Regions from separate parts of the Homo sapiens genome. Here region 1 is linked to region 2. Evidence: chromatin loops called from intact Hi-C (ENCODE). Cell type or tissue: GM12878. All regions are shown on one strand. Each heading gives the region's core, and the rest is flanking DNA. Links, peaks and the distances in the headings are about the cores only.

Region 1 (8,000 bases), core at 1-8,000, 100 kb after region 2:
GAGCAAGACTCTGTCACAAAAAAAAAAAAAGCATCTTCAAATCAGAGGAACAGACTTGGAGGAAAGTAGAGCTAGAACACAACAGGCTTGTAGCACACAAGGATGAAAGTTATCAATTGTAAACACAATAGTAAGTATAGTCATTTAAAACAGAAGAGAAAGAGAAAGGATAACTGAGAAGCTGGATTCGATTGTGAAATAAAATACAAACACAAGTTAAAGGCAACCAGCTCCTCACCAGCTGTTCCCAGTTCTGGGTGTCAGAGCTTAGTTGTTCTTAGTTCCCTTCTTTATATAGTACAAGACAGTCCAAGAGACTAGATGGCTCTGAAATTACTCTAATTCTAATAGTGATTTTCCTCTTTCGCCTTGGAAAAGTTATTCAACTTCTTCTGGTAAATAATTATATAAAACTGAATTCACAGGAAGTCCTGGGTATTAATGCACACACAGCTATATTCTGAGCTCATAAAGAGAAAAAAATCCAAACTTCTTGGGATTACATTCAAAGCCATCTTTTTAAAATCTTACTGCAACCTTCCTTTCCAGTTTCTATCATCACAAATGTCTACAGACAAACAGCAACTTTAAGCCCCTTGCTAGCCTAAGAGCTTTTCACATTTTCCCCTCTTTGGTCACAGTTTTCCTCAACCTATAAAATCCTTGCCCCTTCTCTGAAGTTTTATTTGTTCTTCAATCCAGTTTAAAAGCCTTGTATGAGCTGTCTCCCCACCAGTCTTCTTAGGCATATTCACTCCTGCCTCTATACTTCGATTGTGCTTTTCATTTATCTCTATTACCTCGTTTAGCTTTACACACAGCAAATTGTTTACCTTCCCTACTGCAGTGTAAGCTTCTCAAAGGCAGGGATGCAGAGACCCTGTGACTCATACAAGCCAAGCAGTTCTTTATATACAGTGTGTGCTTACTTGTGGAACCAAACTGAGTATGAAGTAATATTTAGCATGCCAATATCAGGAAAAGTGATGCCCTAAATTACTGTTTTTCAGACAGTGGATCACAACCTAATGAGTTGTGAAATTAATGTACCAGGCCACCACCAGCACTCAAAAAAACAGAACAAAGAAACTCAAAATATGAACAAACTAAAAAATACCAGAGTGGGCCCGGCACGGTGGCTCACACCTGTAATCCCAGCACTTTGGGAAGCCGAGGCAAGCGGATCACTTCAGCCCAGGAATCTCAGACCAGCCTGGGCAACATGGTGAAACCCTGTCTCTACAAAAAATACAAAAAATTAGCTGGGCATGGTGGCATACGCCTATGGTCCCAGCTTTCTGGAAGGCTAAGGTGAGAGGAAAAAAGAAACCAAAAAAACTGTATTTACTGGTATCATGCACTCTGGTGTTCAGTTTTGTTTTATTTTTGAGACAGGGTTTCTGTCTCCCAGGCTTGAGGTCAGTGATGTGATCATGGCTCACTGCAGCCTCAACATCCCAGGCTCCAGCAATCCTCCCACCTCAGCCTCCTGAGTAGCTGGGACTATAGGCATGCGCCACCACACGTGGCTAACTTTTGTATTTTTTGCAGAGATGAGGTTTCACCATGTTGCCCAGGCTGGTTTCGAATTCCTGAGCTCAAGTGATCCGCCCACCTCGGCTTCCCAAAGTGCTGGGATTACAGGCGTGAGCCACTGTGCCTGGCCAGTAAACATAATTTTTGTGAAGCTTATTTCAGGTGTTTTTTTTTTTTGCATATATATTAGGTTATAATGTAAAATGTATCTCTTACTATGAGCTGCAATTTTTTAAAAGATATTTTAAAACTGCCTAAAATTTTTTTCCAAATGTGGGCTGAACTGTACCAACCCATCCATGGGCTCTTACTGGATTGCCCAAGAAGCACAGAAAACATCTGTATAGCTGAGGTGGAAGAAAAGAATGAACCTAAATGGCTCTAACCTAAACCACCACAATATCCTTTTGTCAGCAATGCCATCATCTAATGAATGAACCTGCCAAAGATTATGCTCAAAAAGCATTTTGAGCAGTGATCATAAATTGTTAAGTGTCTGCTTGTCAATTAAGTCTCTTTGCTTATCTACAAGGTCATAAGAATTATTCCCAATGGGACTTACCTAGAAAAATAATTATCTTTGAGAGCATGGTAACAGGCCCTCATCTGAAAAAAACTGGTCAGTGGTGGATGGAAAAAGAACTGTTCTTCACAATAAGTTAAAAGACCCAGACAAATTGTTATGCTACTAATAAAATATATTTTCCTGGTTACAGCAATCTGTGGAAGTGATTTCTGAGGGGAAGGTAATGCTATTTTCAAATTTAGTTTTATTTGTTTGCAACCTCAACTACCTGTGAAATTAAAAGGAATTTAAAAATGATTGTTCTGCTGTCTTCACTGATAACCAACAGGGTAAAGATAGCAATAATAAAGGCAAAGAATGCCTGCTTTAGTCCCCTGTCTCTCATCCAATTTAACAATGGGTAATAGTGAGTAAATAAAGATATAAAATAGTTACATTTCACAATAGTAGAACCAAAGTTCAACCACTATCGACGTTTATATGAATGTAACTGAATTTTAAGCAGCCAGGTGCTCAAGCCTGCAATGCCAGCGGTTTAGGAGGCCAAAGTGGGCAGATCACTTGAGGCCAGGGGTTCAAGACCACACTGGGCAACATGGCAACCCCATCTCTACAAAAAAAAAAAAAAAGTACAAAAAAATTAGCCAGGTGTGGTAGTGCATGCCTGTAGTGCCAGCTACTCGGAAGGCTGAGGTGGGAGGATCACTTGAGCCCAGAATTCAAGTACAGCCTGGGCAACATAGTGAGACTCCTATCTCTTTAAAAAAAAAAAAAAAAAAAAAAACAGCTCTAAAAAGAGAAAATATTCAAGATCTAGAATCCAAAGATCTGGATTTAATTCTGGTTGCCATTCATTGGTACAACACTCAGTTTCCATTTCCTGTCTTATAAAATAGGGATAATACTCATATATTCATTTGGCAAGTATTTACTGAAGAATACTTTCCATGGGCCACCAGACATTTGGCTAGGGATACAACAAATACATAGTATTTGATGTAGTCCCTGCCCTTGATGAGCTTATAATCTTCCTATCTCACAGGACTGTGTGAAGATCAGATGTAAAAACACTACAGACTGACTGGGCGCAGTGGCTCATGCCTGTAATCCCAGCACTTTGGGAGGCCGAGGCGGGCTGATCACCTGAGGTGGGGAGTTTGAGACCAGCCTGGCCTGACCAACATGGAGAAACCCCGTCTCTACTAAAAATACAAAAATTAGATGGGCGTGGTGGCACATGCCTGTAATCCCAGCTGCTTGGGAAGCTGAGGCAGGGGAATTGCTTGAACCCGGGAGGCGGAGGTTGCAGTGAGCCGAGATCGCACCACTGCACTCCAGCCTGGGCAACAAGAGTGAAACGCTGTCTCTAAATAAATAAATAAATAAATAAATAAATAAAACTACAAACTATAACACACTATACACGCTGCAAAGCAGTAAAATGATTATTATAACTATTAATATTAACTTGTGCTACCTCTTAACCATCCATCTTTATTTCAAGAGCTTAGCAAGATCCAATAAATAAAGTATAGACGATCAGATAGAACAGTTAGTATTTAACTGATTTTCCACTTAGGTTGGAATTCGAGAGCCTAACAATTCACTATTTGTTGGTATAACCTTAGCTCATTACTCTCAATATAATCATGAAGATAAAATGAACTGAGAATCCAAGGCCTACAACCTACTGCATCACCCTGGGCATGTAACTGAGTATGTGGGTTGCATTACCCACACCTGGCAAAGGAGTAAAAAAATAAAGATTTCTAGGCCCTATGAAAGATCTACTGAATCATAACCCTTAAAAGGTGAGCCTGAGAATCTGTACTTTAGATAAGCACACCCAAGTGCTTCTCATGTACCCTAAAGCCTGAGAACCGCTGCCAAACAAATTTCCTTTGATCAATAACCATGATTTCATTATTTCAAACATTACCAAAATCTACCTAGAAAATATCAGTCAAATAGAATTCAGTTGCAATTGAGAAAGCGGCTTTTGAGACGGTACCTAGTCTGTGTTACATGACTCACACTTAACTCATAAAAATACTTCTTGTGGCACCAGCCTCTTTAATTCATTTTCAAACTCTCACATAAAATGAAGTTAAAAAACTGACTTTCAAAAAACAAATTGATATACACAGTTTTATTTTATCTTATGACTTTAATGAGGGAAAGTTGATGAGTCTATTATCTGGTGGCTATCAAAGAGGAAAGCATATATACTGACTAGCATAAATATATCATGATTTTGAATGCTTGCAAGCCAATCTTAGTGGTCCATGCTTAAACTAATCCTTCAAAAATACAGACAGTTTTATATCCATATCCACCACACACTAAAACCTTCCAGCAGCGTCTCTCGAGAAATCAATCAAGAGTCCTTGGAACTACTTTAACCTTAAGAAAATTAACCTGAAGTCAAATGTTACTTCACATACTATATAATTAGTGCAAAGACATATTTATTTTGGTTCTGTTTGTTGAAAGCATTCTTTACTCATTAGCCTCCAGGTACATACACATCAAAGGGAAAACACTCAGTATATGTTACACTGGGAAAAATTACAAGGTGGAAACCAGCTTTGCTAGTCAAAAAAACTTTCCATCTGCAGTAAAATTTAGAGCCCAGAGGGCTTGTTCATACTGCAGTACCAAGCCCTGTTAGAATCTAGACAGTTTTGAAAGGAGAAAAGGCAAACTGAACCATATGGGCTCCAATTTAGTTTCAGGACTAAAGATTAGGACAGAGCCTTGGTAAGCCGACTTTAAAAGAAACACAAAGAAACTGAAGCTCTTACTTGTGTCCAAGTTTGTATGCCCTTAAATTTCAAAGTTACTCTGTTCTTTCACACCACTGTCAGTTGTCCAAACAACTGAAAAATACGAAAATTGTTACAAAAACAATTTGTAAACACAATAGAAGAATCTAAAATAGGGAAAAGTCTTAAATAGCAATTATCAAGGTCCATACATTCACCTATGACTTGATACAAACTATATCCACACAATGATAATCCACCTATCCCTAATTCTGACCCCACCTGGCTCTTCAGCAACATGCAAAGCTTTCCTGGGACAACAGAGGTAAACTTTAAGAACTTGGAGGACAGACAAAAGCTCTAAGGAGTATTGCCTAAAAAATGCTTTAGGAAAATTAGCATCAACCTAACCAAGATCGAGACAAGTAGCGGGCACAGATATCCCTCAAGAACCACATCTATTTGGTTGCTGATTTCCCCTCTCACTTGAAACCCTAAAGAGAAGGCGCAGACTATCGAAGAAAGGAAGAAAAAAAAAAAGAAAAGAGAAAGACACTGTATAGTTGGGGTCTCACAGAATGTACCACTAGCTTGGCTTTGGGCTGTAATTATCATTACTTCCCCTATAGTACCAAAGAAGGTTCAGAGAATTTGGAAATCAAAATACAGATAGTTGGAAGAGTGAGAAACCAATGCCAGGAAGATTTCTGATTATCACAACCTTCCAGAGAGGTCTTCTAGGCAGAGTATTCTTTTCCCCTGCCCACTAAAAGTGACAAAGTTCTCTACTTACCACAAAGGATGTGCCAAAAAGTAATGTTTTTTCTCTAGAAGGCAAAGATTTCCCAGCTTCCTAGTCTGGAACCTGAGCCTAAGGCAAGTCCTTCTACCTTTCCTAGGGGATTATCTGAGGTCTCCTTTACAGTTTATACCTAGGCTCTTGGGCAGAAGCCACAATAAAGGCAAGAAGCCACTAACTATGTATGTTGGGATGTGTGCGTGTATCTGCAAAGATAGATCATATTAACTATAGTCTCCTACAGAATTATTCTTTTTGGTTTAGTTCCTTTAGATCCTGTGAAGAGTAAATAATGTAGAACTTCATCATAAATTTATAATTATAAATGCTTTAGTTTTAAATTTAAAAATAAGAAGCTGAGTCCAAAATTAACTTCCAAAGGGAAAGGAAAGTGACAATTCTGAGACCTTCTATTGGAAGAAAACATCAGCCACAAATTTTGAGTTATCTAGAAAGAAAATAATTAGGTGCCCAAGTATAAGAAATCTGAAAGTCATTATTGTAATCCCAGCACTTTGGGAGGCCGAGGCGGGCGGATCACCTGAGGTCAGGAGTTTCAGACCAGCCTGGCCAACATGGTGAAACCCGTCTCTACTAAAAATACAAAATTAGCTGGTCATGATGACACATGCCTGTAATCCCAGCTACTCAGGAGGCTGAGGCAGGAGAATCGCTTGAACCCGGGAGGCGGAGGTTGCAGTGAGCCGAGATCGCGCCACTGCACTCCAGCCTGGGTGACGATCAAAACTCCATCTCAAGGAAAAAAAAAGAATATATTGTCAGACAATACTAGGAATACTAGGAAACAGTATGTAGGACATTAATGAAACAAGAAAGCATCTATTTACAGAAAGGACAGAGGAAAGGTATACTGTCTCCAAACACTGGCCTAGGTGAGCAACTATTTCTTTTTTTTTTTTTCAATCAACTCTCCCAGGTTAAAACCAACCATTTCTTGAGGTGGAAGAGGTGAGGAAACAGAATGAGTGGACACCATGGAGTTAAGAATGTCAAGGATAAGGGTAGATGGCACGAGATGAGTAAGAAGGAATGGATTTCTCTATAAGGCAGATTTTCAAAAAACTATCCCTTTTGCAAACCTACTGTTTTACAAGAGGCAACAGAAGGTTGCGGAAATTACAATTAAAATTTATAAAAAATGAGAACGATTTCAAGTGGGCAAATCGAAATATGGAGGGAGAGAGTAAAAGTGTAAAAAAGGAATGCACAACATAGATTCAGTAAGCAGAAACACAGCACTGAAGACTGCTGAGGAGAACGGAGACAACGCGAGCACACACCACCTGCAAGTCAACCGGCAATCACTATCCGAATTTCAATACGAAGTACAAAAAGGCAAATGTAACACCTAGATTAGGGTAATGGAGGCGGTGTGCACAGAGATTGCAAGACAAGGCAGCATCCCGCAAGAGCATGGAGGGATGTGGTGGGGGAGGCGTATGAAGGGGGAGGGACTGCAGCAGGGGAGAGAGGGTGGGCTGCAGCAGCAGAAGGCGCCTTAAAAAACAGAAGAAAGGAAAAGCAGCCTAGGGGAGGGAAAGACTAGGACAAAGTCAAGTGTGGGATCACAGGAGGATAGAGTAGAAGAGGCAGCAGAGACGGGCATGCCCTAAAAAAGCAAAGCGGTCAAAGACCCAAAAAGGGCTTGAAGTAGTTTTGAAGGAGGAGGAGTTACAAGGGGTCTACCATAAACCTGACTAGGAGGAGGCATGAGTATAGAGCAGGAGTGAAGGCAGGAGGCCAGGGAAGGGATGCTCTCAGAGGGGTGTGCTGATGGAGACGCTAGATTCCAAATTAGGGTGTGATACGGGGCCAACCGAGAAGAGAAACTACGGTGTCAAATCCCACGCCCCCCACCCCAAAGGCATGCAAGGGTCAGAAAGCAAGGTAAACTCTTGGAGTAGAAATACAAAAAGGAGGGGAGGAAAGGGGCACACGGTGGGATGGAAAAATTTAGGGGCAGCGTAACCATGAGGAGAGGGTAACTAAGGAAAGAAAAAGGAGACGAGCGGGGAGGGATGGTGTTTCCGGAGGAAAAGTAGGAGCAGACCAGAGGTCCTGCCTACTTGGTCTGGAGGGCAGAAGGGGCAGTCCACGGGGGCGGAGGGGAGTGGTGGAGAACGAAACTGCGATGCTGAAGATGAGAACTTGGGGGGGACACGGTACTGGCTGGATCAGAAAACGAAACGCCGTCAGTAAGGAGCAGATGAGGTTCCTTCTGAGCAAGACGAGGGGGAGTGAGGAGCAGAATGCAGCACGCCAAACGGGAAGGCAAAGGGGCGGAGAAGAGCCCAGAGTAATCGGGGCACAGGGAGGAGCACTGGGGGCGCAAGGGCATCAGCTGGAGACGACG
Region 2 (15,536 bases), core at 3,247-11,246:
TCCGCTTGCCAGCTCCTGTCTCTGAGCTATCACGCCTTCTCTGAGAATACCCTCTCAGAGGAGAGCCAGGCTCTCGCAGGATGACGCCAGATGAGGGTTTTTATACACCCAGCATACTGTGAATCAGAGGCAGCATCTGCTGCGCTAGCAAAGGCGTATTGAGATTCTGTTAGCAATGGTTTGAGGTCTGGGATGTAACCAATTCTCAGGACTAACAGGAACCAAGAAATCGTCCAATCCATCCCTTTCCCTCTAAATACCGTTGACCTTAAGGCAGCCAGTCCATTAGAATCACCTGGGGAGTCTTTAAAGCTATGTATGCTGGGCCCCACCCCAGACTAATTAAATAAAACTCTCTGGTGGTGGGGACTGAGCATCAGTAGTTCTAAAAGCTCCCCAGGTGATTCTGATGTACAGCTAGGGTTGAGAACCCTGCTTTAAGATTCCCAAGGGAAAAACTGCCGCTATGTTCCTTTGGGAATCTCAAAATTCTTAACAATCCTCACCATGAGGAAGTTCTGCCTCATTTCTTGTCTGTCCTCATTTTGAGGAAATGATGATGGAGGAAAGAAAAAGCTGAAAAAAGCTCCCTTTGGGGACATCAGGTGAAGGAGTACCCCAGACTCTGGGAGAATCCTGGGCTCATTCAAGTCTAAACTCACAATCATGCTCCCTGCGCTGGCTTTGTCAGATACCCAAAACCGACGCTGCCTTACTCACCTGCAGCAAATTCTAGGATGTTGTCTGGTCTTTTCAAAAATATTTCTCTGGAAAACATTAAGGGATAGGATGGGAGGTAAAGTAGACTTTAACGCAGGCTGTGGCTACTGTTTCAGGTCCTGTACTTTCACAGATGAACCTGAGACACAACCATCTTGGGAGTCAATAAATCCGCAGACTCCTGACAAAGACCCTTTCATTCATGATTTTCCTTCAACTCCGTATCTAAGGCAAGGAGTGAAGCATCCTAAATGGCAATACACTAGGATATTGCTTACGTCGAGAAAGAGCTGTGCTGCAGCCAAGTGGGGCTTGTCATTCCGTCAACAATCTTGTTTATGTGTGCATTTATTTATTTATTTGAGACAGCGTCTTGCTCTGTCACCCAGCCTGGAGTACAGTGGCGCGATCAACCTCCCTGGCTCAAGAGATCCTCCCATCTCCAGCCTCTCGACTAGCTGGGACTACAGGCATGTGCGATGGCTAATTTTTTTTTGTAGCGGCAGAGTCTTACTATGTGGCCCAGGCTGGTTTCTAACTCCCAGGCTCAAGCGATCCTCCTACTTCGGCCTCCCAAAGTGCTGGGATTACAGGCGTGAGCCACGGCACCCGGCCTCAACGATCATTTTCACTGAACCAGATCTCAAGCCAGGGGCAAGAGGCAAAGATGAAGAACATGCCGGCCGGCCCACGAATGGTGGGAGATATGCAGCCCCACAATGTCCTGAGTAAGCTTAACCATGAATTCAAGGGGCAGAGGGAGATACAATAAACAGAGCTAAAAGATGGACCGCAGATGGTTATTGGCCCCTCAGTCCAGCAAGGAGACACTGTGGTAACACCTGCAGGGCCAATGCCACTAGAGAGTTGAAAATGCCTTACATTGCATAGAGTTTTATGGTTCATAAAGTATGTTCACAAATATTGTCTCACTTTACAACAACCCTGTGAAACAACCATTATTATGCCCCCATTTTACATCCAAAGAAACCAAGCCTTCAAAAGATTAATGATTTGCCCAAGTTCATAAACTTGGTAAATGAAGTAAAGAGGGCCCAGGTCTTGTGACTCCAAGGTCAGTGCCCTCTATAATATGTTCTCTTGGCCAAGGCCTCCCAACTCCCCAAGAAGCCCCTCCTTCCTAACCTTCAAGAATTTTGCCCCCCTTCTCCTTCAATTCATTTTGATAATTATTGGGCACAAATTATGTGCAAGTAATTGCACTAGATATGAGTGACTGCTTTTTTCAAAATAAAATAAAATATAGCCCTACCTCAAATAATTTACAGGTAAGTAAAAAGGAAGAGGTTAGTTTCCAAATGTCCAAAAGGCCAAGGAACCTCTGACAAGTGCTAAAGAGGAGTATTAAATAGTGCTCTGGGAGATCAGAGTGGGGAGAGAGGTTACTGAGAGGGGGACCCCAACAATCTTCACAGAGCAGCTGGCATTTGAGAGGACCCTTGAAGTACACATGGGATTGTAGTAGGCAGGATGAGGGTTGAGGGACAAAAACATTCCAGATCCAGGGAAACAGCAAGAGCAAAGGCCCAGAAAGAGAAACAGTTTGTGTTCTATAGACTATGACTTCCTTGAGAGTAGGAAGTGGGTTGTAGACACCTTTCTATCTTGAGTCCAAAAGAGCACTCAAGAGGCATCTGTGCCTGAGCTCCATAGGGTCAGCAGAATGAGCAGAAATGTGGTCTGGCTTGAGTGAGGGACGCATGCAGGGAGTAGTGGGAAACAGAAGAGGTTCTATTACGGAGAGCCTTGAATGCTGGGGAGGGACATTTATACTCAATCTGAAAGACAATGGAAATAGACAAAACATGGCATAACACATGCTGGAATATTATACAGCAGTGAGAATGGAGGATCTACAAGATACGACTGAGCAAAAGGAAACAGGCACAAAAGAGCACATAGTGTAAAATTCCATTCATATAAAATACAAAAGCGCACAATAAATCCGTGCTAGTAGAAGTCAGGATACTGGCTACTGTTTTAAGGGGAGTGACTGGGAGGGGCACAAAGGATGTGAGGTGTTGGTAAGGTTCTATTTCTTCATCTGAACAATAGTACCATGTGTATTTTCACCCTCTGACAGTTCATCCAGCTTAGGATATGTCACTTTTCAGTATATTTCAATAGAATTTTTAAAAACAAACCCAAAAAAGCAACGTTGTGGAACTACTGAAGATTTTTCCAGCCAAGGAAGGACATGATTACTGCTGTATTTGTAATCCCAGCACTTTGGGAGGCCGAGGCAGGCAGATCACGAGGACAGGAGTTTGAGACCAGCCTGGCCAACATAGTGAAACCCCATCTCTACTAAAAATACAAAAAATTAGCCGGGCCTGGTGGCAGGCACCTGTAATCCCAGCTACTTGGGAGGTGGAGGCAGGAGAATAGCTTGAACTCAGGAGGTGGAGGCTGCAGTGAGCCGATATTGCGCCACTGCACTCCAGCCCAGATGACAGTGGGAGACTTCGTCTCCAAAAAAAAAAAAAAAAAAAAGGCGAGGTGCGGTGGCTCATGCCTGTAATCCCAGCACTTTGGGAGGCCCAGGCAGGTGGATCATGAGGTCAGGAGATCAAGACCATCCTGGCTAACGCAGTGAAACCCCGTCTCTACTAAAAAAAAAAAAATGCAAAATAATTAGCCGGGCGTGGTGGCGGGTGCCTATAGTCCTAGCTACTCAGGAGGCTGAGGCAGGAGAATGGCGTGAATACGGGAGGCGGAGGTTGCAGTGAGCTGAGATCGCACCACTGCACTCCAGCCTAAGCGACAGAGCGAGACTCCGTCTCAAAAAAAAAAAAAATACTTTCTACAATTTCATACCTGGCTATCTATCATATCTGCAGCACAAAACCTGAGGTTTCTGTGTACCTTAAAATAAGTCAGATTCCTACTCTTTCCATTTTTCAGGTCCAAAACTCAAGGTGTTAAGAGTTTGGTACGCTGTATTTACCAATATAGGCTGGAGAATTGTGGCTGAATGGCCATAAATCATTAGGATCTAAAAAACCCAAGTGGGGAGTTTGCTTCCCAGAAAGAACCCTTCAGAGCTTCTTTTGGCTTGGAATGTATCAACAGCAGATATCTGCAGAACAGACAAGGACAGGCACGGTGCTCAGGACTCTGCCCTCACTTCTCCCTTCTTCTTTTCTCATAGGAAGGACCATGTGAGGTGGCCAGCAGGGACAGAAGCTGATTCTGGTTCATCCCGGTACCAATCAAAGGGAACAATGACACCAAACAAACAAAAGTAAACCCTAAAACTTCAAACACTAAACCCTCTGCAAGCTCCACCCAGGAAAAGAGGTCAGAAGAATTTCAGGTAGAGTAGCTTTAGGGACAGCAAAAAGAAAAACCTGGTGGCCTACCTGGCCTTGACAGGAACATGGTAAGAAAGGAAAGGAAGTATCTGGGGCTGTTCCCACAGCAGCCAGTCTCAGATACCCAGGCTGCTCCTGGAAACTGTTCCTGGACAAAGAGAGAATCAAGGCCATCTCTGACAGGTGACTGAAACAACTCATTCTTATTCATCAACCCCAAGCATTCTAATCCTGTTGTTTGTGAGCAATGCAAATGTTGATTTAGTTTCAGCTTTTAACTTCTATCCCCAATCTCTCTGCTGGAACTACTACTAACTTGGAGAGCAAGCTCCCCAGGATAGGAACGATATCATCTTATTTCCCTTTAGAAGAAAAGTTGCAAAAGGTGACGGCCTGATCCTCAGGTCTGATATTGACAGAGGATCCCTAAACTCTCTTTTGCCCAAGGCTTATCCCTGGCCAACCTTCATAACTGGATAGGTTTCAGTTTTCTCTGTTTCCTTCCCCTATCTGCCCTCTGAGAATTTGTTGCCACTTGGAGAAACGTCTATAATATGAATAGTGAGTTTTTTTAATTTTTATTTCATGAGATAGAATCTTGCTCTGTCGCCCAGGCTGGAGTGCAGTGGCGCAATCTCGGCTCACTGCAACCTCTGCCTCCCAGGTTTAAGCGATTCTCCTGCCTCAGTCTCCCAGGTAGCTGGGATTACAGGCACGTGCCACCACGCCTGACTAATTTTTGTATTTTTAGTAGAGACAGGGTTTCCTCATGTTGGCCAGGCAGGTCTCGAACTCCTGGCCTCAAGTGATCCACCCCTCTCAGCCTCCCAAAGTGCTGGGATCACAGGCGTGAGCCAACGCATCTGCCTGGCCAACTTTTTTTTGTTTGTTTGCGATGGAGTTTTGCTCTTGTTGCCCAGGCTAGAGTGCAATGGAGCAATCCCAGCTCACTGCAACCTTTGCCTCCTGGGTTCAAGCGATTCTCCTGCCTCAGCCTCTCAAGTAGCTGGGATTACAGGCATGTGCCACCACGCCTGGCTAATTTTGTATTTTTAGTAGAGACGGGGTTTCACCATGTTGGTCAGGCTGGTCTCGAACTCCCGACCTCAGGTGATCCACCCGCCTCGGCCTCCCAAAGTGCTGGGATTACAGGCATGAGCCACCTTGCCTGACCTCGCCAACTTTTGAGAAGACAAGGGAGGGCCCACCTCTGGCTATAAGCACACAGTCCAGAGGGGAAATGGGGACCGACTGCTTACAGCACAATACAGTGGGAAAACCAGGGGTTTGAATCCTGGTTCAGCAACTTTGGGAAGGTACTTCACCTTTCTAAGCTTAAATTTTCTCACTTATAAAATAAAAATGACAATCACCTGTCTTTTGTGGAGGTGCTGGGAGGATCAGCAAAAGTGTTCCAAGATGCCACACACTGCGTGGGCACTGAGAACACAAACACACTCCACAAGCTCGGAGCTTTGGACCAGTAACAGAAGATTGACAGCTCAATTACAATACAGTGTGGTAAGTGCTAATGTAGGGGAACAGCACAATGCCTGGAGATGGGTGCCATTATAATTATTTAAACCTTGTCTATTTGTCTATAACCAAACAGCATTTGAGATAGCTCTATTGTTTTCATCCACTGATGCTCCGTGATTTATTTTTTTAATTCTCCTTCTTCATCCCATTAGGATATGTTTCCATTCAAGCAAATGCCAGGCTGAAAGGAGGGTGGGGGAAGGAAAGAACATATTCCAGGATACGCTGGTAAATTGTCTTCTCTTCCCCAAGAAAAGAGTGGCTTCCAACCCTTGGAATTTTTCTACAGTAATGTTTTCAAGTAGGGAAGGGCCAACCAGACAACTGATTTTTGTTTTAAGTTCAACTAGTGATTTTGTTAAGCTCCTATGGTTGAGAATAGTGTTCTACACCCAGTGGATGGCTGTTGGGTTTCGCAACGCCAAATTCCCTCTTCCAAGTGTCATAAGGTATGTATTTATCCTTATGGTTAAAGTAAATGAATAGACATATTTTTAAGAATTTAGAGATAACTGAAGGAAACCTCTAGAGATAACGAAGAAAACCCTGCGTGCCACAAATCCCAGAGCCTGGAAAACCACCTACCTGAAGAAACCACTTATGAGCCACTCTACTTCTTTGTGGGTCCTTAGGTACTTTTCGTTAGCAATCCGAGTCTGAATCTGGGGGGCAAGAACAAAGGGTCACTTCCATTAGGAGACAGATTCAGGGTTCAGCCCTGGAGATGTGAAGGGCTGCGGGAAACGGCGTGCGCATTTAACCCAAGTCTTTCCCCAGGATGCTTGAAAGTTTAAGCCACCCATCTTCTTACAGATAAAATATCATTCTGCCGCTTGTTCAGGATGAGGGGCCTTTACTAAGGTCGGATGTGTCTGGCAGTAATTTCGGCCCATTTCTCTGGCCGAGTCCCTGAGTTAGTTCTTCCTGCACTCTCAGATGCCCGTCGCGCTCTGTGCTGGGATCAGACGCCTAGAGGTCCGCCGGGGGTCTCCCCTGCGCCCTCCCCACTTTATCAGGGAACAGGCTCCCGCTCCCCTTCTCTCGGCGGCTCTCTTCCCAGTCTGGGGCCCCAGTCCTGGGGCAGCTACACTTTGGTGGACGCTGGATGGGGGCGCGGGCGCACCCACCTTGAATTTTCGCAGCTGCTCCAGCTGCGCTGCGCTAAGCGCCCCGGGGTCGGGCCGCTGCAGCAAGCCTGGCAGCGTCTCCATCTTGCTGCGGTCGTCAAGGCGACCGGCCGCGAGCCGGCGAGGCCCCGCCCCCGGCCCCGCCCTGCCCCCAAGCCCGGCCCCTTCAGCGAAGCAGGGGCTAGGGGCTGAGGGAACTGAGGGGTGAGCTCCGGGGCGGGGGCTTGGGGGGTGGGTCTCTAAAGGATCGCCTTTCCCGGATTGGGGGACTGATTTCTGGACTTAATTGTATGTGGAATGAGCCCTTTTTGACCCCACCCAACTTCAGGGTTTTTTTGTTAGCTCTAGAGTAAAACAGGAAAAAAGGTCTCCCCGAATCTGCTTCCAGACTCCCTCACTTGGACAGAAGCTAGAGGAAGCCTAGTACTGGGGAAAGAGAACCCAAGCTTCTTCCCTTTCCACTGTCCCAGAAGCCAACCCGTCCCTCTGTCCGGTACACATTCGACACTGGAGCCGTGGATTCTTCAAACAACGTGGAAGCACCCCAGAACATAGAGTGAGCTGAGTTCTGCAAAGGAAGGAACGTTCTGTCCGACTAAAGATGCTGGAAAGGACCTGGGGGACATTCTGCCAGAATTTCCCCCTCTTGGACTGACTTTTTTGTGTAGATTAACTTTCTCTTCACCCTGGGCTCCTCATAAATTCTAAATTATTTTATTCCACTCCCAACTGAATACGGGAGGAGAAAGGGAATTTGGTCTTCAAGATTTGTTCTTCTAGTATCTAATTAAGAAGAGAAAGTGAAACATAAAGCCAGAGAGCTGAAAATAGCCACGAGAAAGGGCATGAGCCTGTCTGTCAATACACACATGCCGAGCTCCTACCCCCACAGAGATCGTGCTCAGCAGAGGCCTTCTGAGAAGCAGGAGAAAAAAGGGAGGCTGTCTTTTCAGATTTGTGAACAACTGCCCTAAGGAGCAAGAAAATACCATGAGAAACAAGCTCAGCATTAGGCCCTGGCCGTGGAGGGGTTATCATTGGTCTGCTTCTGTCCTTTCCAGCAAAGACTGAGGAAAAGAAGTGAAAGTGTTGGCAGTTCCCAAGCCAGGGAAAACCACAAGAAGTAAATTAGGTAGTGGGCTACAAGCCACTTCCCAGGAACCCCATCTTGGTTAGTGATCATTTTGGTTGATTGTCTTTTTTTAAGAGAGAGAGTTAATAGAGTGAGAGAGAGATAAGCTGCCATCTGTCAGAAGTGATTTTTTTTTTCCCGGCAGGAGCAAGAGGTTAACCAGAGATAATGGTTCCTCTTGGCCAAGATCTGTCTTTTCTCCCCATACTCCCTCCAGAGAAGCTGGTGGTGGCACCTCCAGAGCTGTGCCAGCCAGTACAGTCACCACAAGCCACCTGTGGCTCTTGAACACTTGAAAAGTGGCTGTAGGTGTTAAATGTGCAGCAAATATAAAATACACACAGGATTTTGAAGGCTTGGTATGAAAAAAATCTCATTAATAACATGTAATTGATTTACATGTTGAAATAGTATTTTGGATATATCAGGTTAAATAACATTTATTATTAAAAGTAATTTCTCTTGTTTCTTTTTGCTTTTATATATGGCTACTAGACATTTTTAAACCATATATGTGGCTTGTATTATATTAGACAATGCCAGAGCCTGGACCAGCAAACCTACACACTCAAACACACACAGGCATGCACAGTGTTCTCTACCTCCCCACCTCCAAGTAGGAAATGATTGATACCCTCCGTCTGCCAATCTGTGATCTTCTTGTGCTTTGATAATCAATCAAGCCTTTCTTCACTGATCACATCCTATGACCCAAATGCCCATGTATGAGAGGGGCTACTTTTTGTTTTTTTAACAGCGTCTCAGTACTCACTATTATGTATTGTGTTGGCCTGTCTTACCTTCCACTTGAGGTGGAAGCCACTTGAGGGCAGGAAGGTTATAGAATCAATTCTTTGTGCACTCTCATAAATTCTGCTGCAGATGTCTTCACTCTGTATTCAATCAGGGAAGCCAGTAAGTACTTCATGACTAGCCACTCTGCCCACACATACCACCACATTTTGCCCTTTCTGAAAAATATCCCAATTATCCAGCATTTCTCATTTCCTAAGAATCTAAAGCCAGGATCAGAGCTCTCCCTTTATAAATTCAATAATCTTTTTATGTAGGGCAGCCTAGCTTTGACTGCAGAGGAATAAAAAAGAGGGTGAGCTTGGGGGTGGTGGGCAGAGAAAGTATCCTGGAAGCCTCTCTCTCTCCTAGAGAGAAACTTTCCAGAATAGGCATCTGAGTCTCAGGGCTCCCCTGCCTTTACCTCACAGGACTCCCATCCCATGGCCTGAAAGAACACCAGAGATGTGTTCACCGTCACTCAGCAAGGAGAGTCTGATGAGTGGTACAACTCTTCTCCTCTAAACCCTGCCTCTTCTCTCAGACTGACACCTTTGGGGACCACAAACTAAGCAAAGGACTGGACGCATTTTGCTGTCTGCAGCTGTCTCCCCAATTACTGACTGGGAGGAGGAGTGAGGGGAGTTCATTTTAATTCATTTTTGTGAATGTTTAATATTTCAATTAATATGATTAGCCCCAAGCCTGAATGAGCAGCAGGGCGGCAGATCTGCTGAGAAGACATAGAGTAATGAGATCAACAGGGCCATAGGGTCTTCCCCTTCTCCATCCTCAGAGGACATGATCTGTTTAGCATCTCCATAAATACCAAGATCAGATTAGAAGGCAAGGAAAGGAGCAGTGGGGGTGGGGTAGGTGAGTGGAAAGTTACTTTCAAGATGTGTGTGCCCTTCTTGATTCCCTGGCTCTGCCGTCATTCGCTTCTTCTGAGCACCCACCACTGAGTCCTCTAGCACCTCCCCCCACTGCCACCCCATCTTAGGGGACCCTACTTGGGGGACCCGGGCATCCATGTGATGAAGTGTAATCAAGTCTACACACATACACATTCACTCAAATGCAAGCACCTGCCAGAGCGTGGCTCCAGGCCACAACAAAAAAACAGGCTAAGGAAGGATGGGAGGTGGTCCACAGAATCAAGCAGTAAAAAGAAAGACTCTCTCTCATCCAGGGCTTAAATGGAGACAGAAGAGGAAGAAAGGCCAGACTTCACCACTGCTCCCATTCTCAAGAGGAATGTTTGATGTGGGAGTTAAATGCGTGGACTCAGGAGCCAGACTGCCCAGGCTCCAGTCTCAGCTAGACCTCTTTCTAGCTGCATGGCTTTAGGCAAGTTATTTCAGCTCTGTGTCTTGGTTACCTCCTCTCTATTTGGAGATGACAAAATCTACATCATAGGGGGGTGGTGAGGGTTTAGGAGTTAGTAAATATAAAGCACTTGGCACAAAGCCTGGGACACTGTAAGAGCCATGTAAGCACTGGCTGTTACTATTATTTCCCTTCCAGAAGAGAAGCCTGCCTGCCGTGATAGCTCAGGAATGGAGGCCCCTGGGACTCAGCTGGGACACAGTTTAGAGACACGAGTGCCTCTGTGGAAACAGCAGCCCTACCCCGGGGGAGAAGAAGGGAATGACAGGAAGACAGGGTGCTCTACAAAAGCCCAGAGCCCCAGGAGAGCCCCCGTTGCTGAGCACTGACAGAAAGCAAGGGCTACCACCACTGACAAGGTTTGATGTCCACAGATAATCCCTGCACTGAGGGCGTGCTCTGAGTGGGCCCAGTGCATGGAGGGGTCACGCTCCCTCCAGATCGTGGAGCCTGCCAATCATCCATAGAAGTATCCATGGTCAGGGGAGCAATGGTCCCCGAATGTGCCTCCCCTGCTCTTCTGTGCTACCTGGCTCAATTTGAGTCCAACTCAAAGAACCCAACTGAAGAAAGAAGCAAAGGAAAGAGTAATTGGGTTTCTGCATCCTAAGGGGAAGCTTGACAGCTGTGGTTCTTCCCACTGAAGGAATCAGGAATCCACTGTTGTCAGAGGTTGTTTGCATGGAGTGTTTGTTAAGCTCCTGCTACGCATGAGCAAGACAGGGTGCTAGACACTGTGAACAGTAAGATGCTGAATTAAACGGTGTCCTGGTCTTCAAGGAGCTTACAAGTGAGAGCGCCCGCGGCGCCGCCTCCGCGGCCTCCCTGCCCACGCACTTATACACACAAACCCCCCAGAGGGAGAGAAGGGGGCATCGGCAAATGCCAGAAAGCTATCGTTTTTCTTGGTTCCTTTTCTGGAAAATATACAGTTCTCTTTCTGCATTCTTCTCATCCTGCTCCTCCTTCTCCACGTCCCTTTCCATTTTTCCTCTCTGCATTTTTTCTTTTTCCCCCAGACTCTGCGACCTGCTTCCCTCTCCATCTATATCTCCTTTCCCTTCAGCCTATGCAACCGTCCTTTCTCATTTTTCTTTCCCCTGATTTCTTTCCTTGACTCTCTACTCTTGGGGCTCCCCAGATGCCGGGCTCCCCTCTTTCCCCGCCACCCCCCATCTGCTGAGTCTTCCAGCACCGGGGACAGCTCCAGCCCCCGGAACAATGGACCCCACTTTAGGGTTCCTCTATAAATTCTCCATCTTAGTGCTTTGCCCAACTCCTGACTGGGGAGTAAGATGGGGGAAGGGTTATTATCAACAGGACCAGCTGCTCTTCTGGGGGCGGGAAGGGAGTCAGGGAGGATGGAGATAGAAAGAGGGCGTGGCTCGTGCCTGGATTGTGCGTCCCTCTCCAGGGTAGAGAATTTGTATTCGACCCCTGAGACTGACATCACTGATGTCAGGGGAAAGGAGGTGGGAGTGGGGAGGGGGGTGTGGAGGGGGGAGGTTTTTGTTGAGGAGAGCGCGGCCGGAGAGCAGAGCTCCGGGACCCAGGTGACCGGGAAAGCAGGCAGCCCCAGCGGCGGGAGCAGCCGGCAGCAGCCCAGGCCCGGGGACTGGGGTGGGGGTGGGAGGGGGGCTGAGGGGAGGACCTGAAGGGGGGCGGCAGGGCAAAAGGGACCCCTGGAGCCCTGCCGCCATCAGAGATCAAGCATCTGGCATCAGGGATCTTCGGACCCAGCAGAAGGATCCGCCACAGGGGAGGTGTCCTCCCAGGGAAGCCAACGAGAGATTCACCTGCCCCACATCAGGAGTGGGCCCCCCTTACTGACGCTGCTGGCAACCATAGCAGGCCCCTTAACCCCTCAGTCTCCTCCCCATCACCCTCCTCAGGCCCTTTCCCCGCCTCCAGCTCTCATCTCAACTCCCAGTTCCCAGCCCTCTAAGCCCTAGCACCCCCGGCTACCACCTAACCCTCCAGGTCTTGGCCATACTCACCCCCATCCTGGGACATTTGCCAGATCTCTGGGAGGGAGATCGTTTGTTTAGGCGATGCCCCCTGGTGGCATGACAGCGTCTGCCTAGACCCCTGACCCCTAGCACTCAACTCCCTGGGCCTCCTTTGTGTGAAGAGCCGCCCCTCTGCTTAGCAGCGTGGTTGGGGGCCAAAGGGAAAGCCAGCCCCAGCTGGGCCCCCGGGCCCCACCACTTATCTCCTTGCTGGGCAGCTCCCCTTGGCCTTTGGGCCTCTCCCTGCTCCCCTCGGCCCCTCCTCCTGGGCCGCCTCAATGAAGGAGCCGGATGCCATCAAGCTGTTTGTGGGGCAGATCCCGAGGCATCTGGAGGAGAAGGACCTGAAGCCCATCTTCGAACAGTTTGGTCGGATCTTTGAGCTGACTGTCATCAAGGACAAGTACACCGGGCTGCACAAGGGTGAGGGGTCGGGCAGGCTGAAGAGGCTTCGGGGTGGGCTGGGAGGCTGGGGGAAGTTAAGCCAGGCTGGAGGGGTGGAGCGGCTGGGAAGGGCTGATGTGGAAGGAGAAGAGTTCAGGCCTGAGGAAAGTGGATGGAGGAGCTGAAAAAGAACTCAGCTAGAGTGATCAGGAAACCCCGGTGAAGGACTAAGGAGGGCCTCTTTTGGCTGAAGAGTTGTCAAGACGGCTGCAAAGATGTGGATCCCAGACATATGGGTGTGTTGATGTCATGGGATGAACTCAAGAAAGAATGGAGGGACAAGAGAGCTGGTTTGGGAGATAAGCAGCTGGGTAGGGGTGTGTGTGTGTGTGCGTGTGCAGCAAGACTGAGAATCTGAGCAGCCTCAGATAATATTGGGATGGGGGTCAGGACACAGGGTCAGGTGTTCAATGTGGAAAGCGTGGAGCTGGACTGGGCAGGGCAGCTCCAGGACTAAAGAGAGGGACTAGGAAGCAGGGCATGAAGGCTGGAGATTGGTAAAGATCTGGAAAGTGTGGGAGGCTTAGAAAGTTAAGAGAGTGGGGGAGAAGGGAGGGTGCTCCTCAGGCCTATCCAAGGGCTGTGCGGCTAAGTGGGGGCGGTCAGGGTCAGCACTTGGAGAGCTCCACACACCGGGGATCCCAGGGGCCACACCAGCTCCCCCTCCACCTGGCACAGGGAAGAGGCACTTCCGGCTAACTAACTGTTCTTCCCTTCCCTTCTCTATTTCACTCTCCGTCCTCCACCTGCCTATGGTGGAGGTGGGGAGAGATGAGGAAATAGGGAAAATGGGAGAAGAGAGGGATGATGGTGATCAAGATGGAGGGAGGTGGAGGTGAGGGAGAGAGGGGAAAGGAGAACAGCTCAGCAGGAGAGAAAGCCACACTACTCTTACTTGTCTGGCGGTCACATGGTCCTTCTCTCCCTACACAAAGCCCATCTCCTGACAGCCCAAGTGTCCTCCCTCTCCCATCACCACCAGTATTTAGGCCTCCAGGTGTCTGCCCCACTTCTGGGGCAGAGAGTCTACCCCTTGGAGACACCTCTCTACCCCAGCAGGCAGAAGATGACAAGAAGGGAAAGCTTCCCAGTCGTCAGTCTTTGGAAGGGAGCCTTTCAGAGAGGGGAGATGGAGGACTCACCCCCCGCCGTGTTTCTCTGCCCCTGCCCCTCCTCAGGATGTGCCTTCCTGACATACTGTGCCCGGGATTCAGCCCTGAAGGCCCAGAGCGCCCTGCACGAACAGAAGACGCTTCCAGGGGTGAGTCCTGCCCTTTGCAGGGCCAGGGGACTGAGAAGGGCCATAGAAGTGGCAGGAGGCTCACCACCCTCCTGACACTGAGCATAATTTCCACCTCCTCTCATCACCAGGAAGTCCCCCTCTCTCTCTGTAGCATCCATCTTTCTTGCTGTAGATGCATGCATTTCTTGTTACCTGGAGAGAAGGAAAGCAGCGATTAGTGGCGTAAACATGACTTTTACCAGGAGCAGATGCAGCCCCTTCCCCACTTCCCAAGCTGCCCATGGGGCAACACTAGAGGGAGGACTCGCTGGTTGGAAGGTGTGGGGAAAAGTCTCTGGACACCAAGTGTGGATCAGGGTGAGCAGGGGGCACCCAGGCACTCTTTTGTCACTCTGGAAAGGCAGGCTGGGTGGCTGTGAGATGAGGGAGGAGTGCCCAGAGAACAGGCAGCTGGTGCCGGCTAGATTGGCATCTCGGTGCTGGTTCTTGAGCTCTCATCTCCCTTCTGTCTCCCAGGAAGAGTCCCAGGAACAGAGCCACAGAGCATCAGGGTAGAGCAGGGCCTGGGCAGGCCTGGGCAGGTCTGGGCTGGAGGTAGGCCTGGAAGTAGCAGGCAAGGGCAGGGACAGACATTGTAGAGGATCAGGCCTGATGCCACCAGGTATGCCCAGGGAGGCAGGGGTGGCCTCAGAGGTGGCCCCTCTCCTGCAAGGTCCTATCTCTTTGTGTCTTCTTCCCAGCCAGCCTTGCTGATTGTCCCAAGCCCTTCCATGGCCTCAACCTTTGAGTACTGCTAGGAAAGCAAAGCCAACTGCGGCAAATCCACCCAAACCCCCACGCCCACCAAAGATCTTATCCCAGTCAGTGTCAAGAATAGGCATTGCCTGTCACAGCCAGAGTTAAGGGCCATGCACGTGTGTGAGCTGCAGGACCCAAGGCGAGCGTGTGTTTGTGCACACAGGCATGTGAGCTCTTGACAGGCCAGATGTGTGGGGTTTGGGCACACGTATCCCTGGGAAGCTTGGTCCCCATCCAGTCCCAACTTGCCTTCCCTGTTTTTCTCTGTGGAGGCCCCTCACAAATCAACAGTTTTCATCTCCATCGCTGTTTGTCTTTTTCTGTTGTCTCCCTATCTCAGAGCCCCTGCAGAAATGAGAGGGGGTCAGAGGAAAAGGTAGATAAAGAGGACTGGAGTGGAGACATGGATGAGAGACAGCCTGGGGATGGGCATGAGCCCCAAAGGTCATGTGTACCAGCTGCAGGTGTCCACCCTAGGTCTGTGCCCCTCCAGCTGCCTGGCAGCTCAGGCAGAGCTCCATCCTGGGTGTGGAGAGGCACCACCTGCCCTTCTTGAGGAAGTCCAGCCCAGGGTGGGGGTGAGGAAGAAGGGCGCCTGGTTAATGATTGTCTAGCCCTTCTCCAGAGCTTCTAGGTGACGCTGAATTCTCCACTTTAGCCCTTGTCCCAGGGGACAGAATCCAGAGGGACCTGACACAGCTTCCAGTAGGAAATGAGGGTTCCATCCTCCAAGAGGGACCCCCATCCAAGGGGTTTGAAGGAACAGACCCAGGGCAGTTGTGGGGAGCAGATGTCTGTGACCCTTTGTCTTCCCTAAGTCTTCTCCTGCTACCTGCATTCTCCCCTCAGTGTGTGTTTGCACGTGTGTGTGCATGCAGTGTGTGTGTGCATGCATGAGTGTGTGTGCATGCACACGCATGTGTGTGCAGTGTGTCAGCTCCTGCATAACTGTTCTTCCTACTGTTTAATCTCCATGCCTTCCTACTGCAGGTTTTTTTAAAAAAATCA

What was found. Hi-C counts contacts between places; a loop is a spot of excess contacts. Peaks named below come from ENCODE experiments on the same cell type or tissue, not always from the same donor. Only the 100,000 strongest peaks of a DNase experiment are listed, where the experiment ranks them.
Region 1: it touches region 2 in a loop (2.2-fold over the local background); 18 of 110 quality-filtered maps call a loop at or near these places.

What each region holds. Positions count from the first base shown.
Region 1 is chr1:151,612,725-151,620,724 of GRCh38, reverse strand. All of the region lies in intron 1 of SNX27 (sorting nexin 27), which reads right to left. LOC124904420 (a long non-coding RNA gene) reads left to right here and starts at 7,357. Exons shown (of 2, transcript XR_007066622.1): 1 at 7,357-7,534. RefSeq lists enhancers at 1,102-1,602, 1,603-2,103. In GM12878, for the core only: no CTCF peak of the experiment used is centred there; no DNase peak of the experiment used is centred there; H3K4me3 peaks cover 1,182 bases; H3K27ac peaks cover 1,183 bases.
Region 2 is chr1:151,712,806-151,728,341 of GRCh38, reverse strand. RIIAD1 (regulatory subunit of type II PKA R-subunit domain containing 1) reads right to left here and starts at 6,820. Exons shown (of 5, transcript NM_001144956.3): 1 at 6,722-6,820; 2 at 6,180-6,256; 3 at 721-767. The coding sequence starts at 6,805. It overlaps CELF3 (CUGBP Elav-like family member 3), which reads left to right and starts at 11,539. Exons shown (of 13, transcript NM_007185.7): 1 at 11,539-12,466; 2 at 13,666-13,748. The coding sequence starts at 12,322. RefSeq lists a silencer at 6,866-6,935 and an enhancer at 11,315-11,609. In GM12878, for the core only: no CTCF peak of the experiment used is centred there; DNase peaks (open chromatin) are centred at 7,279 and 7,551; H3K4me3 peaks cover 1,481 bases; H3K27ac peaks cover 863 bases.